Linked DNA regions of Homo sapiens: region 1 is linked to region 2. A link is a contact called in ENCODE POLR2A ChIA-PET data. All regions are on one chromosome and are shown on one strand. The core of a region is the stretch at or near the end of the contact, and the rest is flanking DNA. Distances in the headings are between cores, read along the strand shown.

Region 1 (2,700 bases), core at 23-2,522, 120 kb after region 2:
AAGTTTCTTTCTGAGAGGAATTACTTAATAGGTTTATGCTATCTGATTAGTATTAATTTTTAATACTAACTCAATTTTCTTGTCCCCACCAGCTAGAAATTTTTTAATTTGTATTTTCAATGCAGATGCAGAGTTTGCGGGGTGGTACAGAAGCGATAGCACGATTGGATCAGTTAGAAGCTGATTATTATGATCTGCAACTTCAGTTGTATGAAGTACAGTTTGAAATCTTGAAGTGTGAAGAGTTACTATTGACAGCGCAACTAGAAAGCATCAAAAGACTTATATCAGGTATGGCGTGCATTTAACCACATAAGTTCACCAAAGATTGAATACATGAGAAAATACTTATGGACTAGGTATGTTTCTTTTGTTAAGACATTTAAAAAATTGTTTTCTGTAGGGATAGAGTGTGGGGGGGTGATTTCTAGCATTTATTGAGCACTTACTGTTTGCCAGATACTGCTAAACACTTTGCATACATTCACTCTATGAGGTGTATTAAATAATAATCACCACTTACAAAGAAGCTTAAGAGATAATGGCTTTGCCTGAGGTTGCAGAGCCAGTAATGAGATTAGAACCTTGTTCTTTCCAAACCCTAGCCCATATTCTTTACCACTACTCTTTTTTGCTGTTCTGTAACAGAAAAAAGAGATGAAGTGGTATACTATGACACTTACGAAAGCATGGAGGCCATGCTGGAGAAGGAAGAGATGGCAGCATCTGCGTACTTACAGAGAGAAGAGCTGCAGAAACTTCAGCAGAAAGCACGCCAGCTGGAAGCAAGACGTGGACGGGTTTCTGCCAAGAAATCCTACCTCAGAAATAAAAAGGTATTTAAATATTGCTTTTGTTCATTATTTAGTCTTTTATCCGTATCTACTAATCTCATCTGTTTTGTCTTTAAAACTTGCTTATGTTTTAAAACTAAGTAAGCACTATCTCTTATCAGTGCTCAATGCGTTTATAGTGCTCTGAGAATTGCCCTCTTAAACACATTGGAACAGCCAATAGTGATGTTCTCTTTACCTCTAGAAACACTAATGGTGACTCTGCTAAAGGCCTTGACTACAGGATCCCTGATAATGTGATTCCTGGCTCCCTTTTTATTTAAGGAGGCCCAGCGATGTTTTTTACAAGCCCTGATTCTGACCTTAAAGAATTTTATAGATTGTTATTTCTTTATTTAACTTTGATTACATTTTAGAATGTTTGATTCTTGATATTTGGAATGACTCATTTTGTGGAAATGTGATTCTTCCTGTGTCTTAAAAAATGTTTTGCACTCTAGTCCAGATGTTAACTATCGTGGAGCTGTTTCTAGTCACTGTAAGTGTAGAGTTGGAATCTGGAACTAGCTCTCCAACCTAGACCAAACTGATGACTGTGTGGTACTGATTCGCTTTAAGCTCAAGTATTATAAAAGTATGTCATGTTCTCTGAGAACCCACCTTCCTGCTCTTCACCACATTCCAAGGCTACCACTTCCTCATTCCACAGAAAATCAATACCTTTGCTTTTTGAAATAGATAGCTCTTGCACATTAAAGAAACTCAGACAGGCATGTATCCACAGTAAGTCAAGAACCCAGGACCTTCTATCACGTTGTCCATCAACAGAACAGTTACCTTGCCATCCAGAGCCCTGGCTTTCACATAATTATGTGCCTTTGCTATTTCCCCGTGACAGTGGTAATTGAAACCCACTGCTGTGTCAGCCCTGGTTGTGAGCTTCATTTCACGTTCCAATCTGCACCAACCAGGTAAACATTGCAGGCTGGGCGCGGTGGCTCATGCCTGTAATCCCAGCACTTTGGGAGGCTGAGGTGGGTGGATCACCTGAGGTCAGGAGTTCGAGACCAGCCAACATGGTGAAACCCTGTCTCTACTAAAAATACAAAAAATTAGCCAGGCATGGTGGCACGCGCCTGTAATCCCAGCTACTCGGGAGGCTGAGGCAGGAGAATCGCTTGAACCCAGAAGGTGGAGGTTGCAGTGAGCCAAGATGGCACCATTGCACTCCAGCCTGGACAACAAGAGTGAAACTCCGTCTCAAAAAAAAAAAAAAAAAAACATTGCAGTGATTTCAGCAGGTCTTATAGAACAGTTTTAGGGGAGAATGAAAAGTAAATAAGATTTCAGAAGAGCACATTTTTGAGGAATATTAGGAGTATTTTATATATTACTTTTAGGTGTATAGTGCAGTACTTTTGAGACTCGGAATTTGCAAACCTGCAAGTTTTTGAAAATGCTATGCAATTCAGACTTAATTGAAAGTCTGATTTCATTTTAATTCACCAGTATGCTAGGCACATTGTTAGACTTAGGATACAAAGATGAGCAAGGCATAGTCCCTGCTCCTCCTAGTCTTTTAGAGAAGGCAAACCAGGTGAACAGATGAGTGTTCTGCCGGCCAAAAACAGCAAGAGCAGGGAGTGAGGAAAGGCTTCTCTGAAGAGATGACACTTGTACTGGCTTTTAACATCTGAATAGAAATTGGCCAGATTGATGGTGTTGGGGTAATTACAAGCAGGACAGAATAGTTTTTAGCAAAGACACTGAAGCAGAAAACAGCATGGTTTGTCAGAGCATTCTACATTGTAAGACATGCTGCAGGGCGGGGACCAAGTTATGGGAAATTTTACATACCACATTAACAAGCCTGAGCTTTGTCTGTAGTATAAGTTAAGCAAAGGGG
Region 2 (2,700 bases), core at 154-2,653:
GGCACTTTAGGTCCTGTTAGTCCAGAATCCCAGCATGTTGGACTATGGAAATATTTTTACTAGAGTCACAAAGGGTTAAGCATGGAATTAAAAAGAAAAGGGAAGAGAGCCAAGTACAGTGGCTCACATCTGTAATTCCAGCTATTCAGAAGGGTCCCTTGAGCTCAGGAGTTCAAACCCAGCCTGGGCAACACAGTGAGACCCTGTCTCTAAAAAATAAAGGGAAGGGAAGACATATGGAATGAAAACAGCATTGCTGAAATTCATTTTTATTAAATAACCCAACATTTTTAAATGGGGATATGACAATAAAATATTCTGGCTGAGAGGGGCTAAGGAGTGCTGTGTTAAAAACAGTGACTTCTGGCCGGGCACGGTGGCTCACGCCTGTAATCCCAGCACTTTGGGAGGCCGGGGCAGATGGATTACCTGAGGTCAGGAGTTCGAGACCAGCCTGGCCAACATGGTGAAATCCTGTCTCTACTAAAAATACAAAAATTAGTCAGGTGTGGTGGCACATGCCTGTAGTCCCAGCTACTCAGGAGGCTGAAGCAGGAGAACTGCTTGAACCCAGGAGGTGGAGGTTGCAGGGAACTGAGACTGTGTCACTGCATTCCAGCCTGGGGCAACAGAGTAAGACTCTGTCTCAAAAACAACCAACCAACCAACAACAAAAAAAACAGTAACTTCCTTTTCTCAGAAAAGGGAATTTGTGTCAGTGAATGGTTCCTATGGTCCATTTATCAGAAGAGATTCAATTGTAAAGACTCAGAAAAGAGGCCTCTCAATTATCTTTAGACTAAAGGAACAGTGATTAATTCTGAGACATTACAGATGGATGTGTGAGTAAACAAACGTGGGCAGGAGGAAGGTTAAGAAATGCTACCGCTGCTATTATGCCTGGCGTATAATTTTTTTCTTCTAGAGCTAATCATCCTAGCATCAAAAACAAAAGCTGAGGGATTAAGCTGTGTTCCAAGAACAGTTTTGATAATATTAATTACGTTGGTAAATAAACGCAGAAACAACAAACAAAAATAAATCAAGCCATTTTTCAGCTCCATTGAAAAGGCAGCATTTGCCAGATGGAAAAGGTCTCAGCAACAGAGGAAAAATTGCTTTCAATCTTCTAAAGAAAGTCTAATCATGAAGACCAAAGAAGACAAACTAAAAGTCTAGAATAAAGTCTTGCTTTATTCTATTTAATAAATTTTAATAAATATGGTGGTCCTTTGTAATGAAAAAAAAAAAAACACTTTAATGACTGATGTCTGTTGATTCTCTGGAATTATATGACAAAGTTATGTAACAAGAATTTGCCTCATACATCTGTGCAGTGAACTAAAATAGTGAAAAAATAAAGAAAAAGAATTTGCCTCAAACTTAGTTAGTCATTTGGGCAGTCATCAAGGAAGGAACGCCAAGACTTTTTAATAACCTGATGTCTTCAGAAGCAAAGACCAGTCAGACAAGTTTCCAGATGGAGATAAAAATAAATCTAAAAAAAAAAAAAAAAAAAAGAGATCAGCATTAAATGGATAAGATGGAGTTTGCCAACAAAGAGAAGATGAGTAATTCTTGTTCCATGTGAATTAAAAACTCACTGTTCAATTAAAAACTCAAATTATATATCTGAAAGAACCATTGGGTTAAAAATAATAATAAAATAATAAATAATAATAAAAAAATAAAAACTCAAATTAATTAAAAACTCAACAAATCAATCAAATGAATTAAAAACAACACAAACTCTCCATTATCATTTAGGTGTCTAAACATGCTACCTCATCAGATCATTCTGGATTATAAACAGAACAATAATAGCTCATACATATGATTTTCTTTCACATCAAGATGTAAAATGGTTCATTAATCTCATACCACTTTGAAGAACAGGTAGTAAAACAAGAATTTAAAGCCAGCACTACCAGTTCAAAAACTGCTAACCTAACCACCTCATTGGATTAAGGCTGAGCCACCATTTGGGTGCATTACAGTCAGTGAAAAGATCACCCGAGGTATAGAGTTCAAGACCACCCTGGCCAACAAAGCAAAACCCCATCTCTACTAAAAATACAAAAATTAGCCTGGCATGGTGGTGCACACCTGTAATCCCAGCTACTTGGGAAGCTGAGGCACAGGAATAACTTGAACCCTGGAGGCAGAGGCTGCAGTGTTCACGGCTGAGATCATACCACTGTACTCCAGCCTGGTGACAGAGACCCTGTCACAAAGAAAAGATTTTTTAAAAAAGTATATACACTGTAGGCAGGGCGTGGTGGCTCACGTCTATAATCCCGGCACTTTGGGAGGCCGAGGTGGGCAGATCACCTGAAGTCAGGAGTTGAAGACCAACCTGGCCAACATGGTGAAATCCTGTCTCTACTAAAAATGCAAAAATTAGCCAGGTGTGGTGTAATCCCAGCTACCCAGCTGTAATCCCAGCTACCCAGGAGGCTGAGGCAGGTGACTCACTTGAACCTGGGAGGCGAAGGTTGCAGTCAGCCAAGATTGTGGCACTGCACTCCAGCCTGGGCAACAGAGTGAGACTCCATCTCAAAAAAAAAAAAAAAGTATATACACTATACACTCTAGAACATTGTTTTCTAAGCTGTGGGCCACAAGTCTTAGGTCAAAAGCCATGTTCAAGTTATCTTCCTTGAAGCCATTGAACGCATCTCTTGTGTAACCATTACAGTG

What was found. ChIA-PET counts read pairs that join two places held with the same protein, here RNA polymerase II (POLR2A).
Region 1: POLR2A ChIA-PET joins it to region 2 with 12 read pairs in activated T-cell. The contact joins two enhancer-like sites. POLR2A ChIA-PET finds 5 or more read pairs at or near these places in 3 of 52 experiments (RWPE1, activated CD8-positive, alpha-beta memory T cell and activated T-cell).

Annotation. Positions count from the first base shown.
Region 1 is chr5:79,300,028-79,302,727 of GRCh38, forward strand. JMY (junction mediating and regulatory protein, p53 cofactor) reads left to right here. Exons shown (of 11, transcript NM_152405.5): 5 at 126-291; 6 at 649-836. Among named protein-coding and RNA genes, the nearest start is that of JMY, 65 kb to the left of the region's middle. Within about 2 kb of position 1,273, at least 3 of the 41 ENCODE cell types and tissues checked have a DNase peak (open chromatin) inside an H3K27ac peak, as active enhancers do.
Region 2 is chr5:79,182,373-79,185,072 of GRCh38, forward strand. It overlaps LOC124901011 (a long non-coding RNA gene), which reads right to left. Exons shown (of 2, transcript XR_007058836.1): 2 at 1,175-1,498. Among named protein-coding and RNA genes, the nearest start is that of JMY, 52 kb to the right of the region's middle. Within about 2 kb of position 1,404, at least 2 of the 41 ENCODE cell types and tissues checked have a DNase peak (open chromatin) inside an H3K27ac peak, as active enhancers do.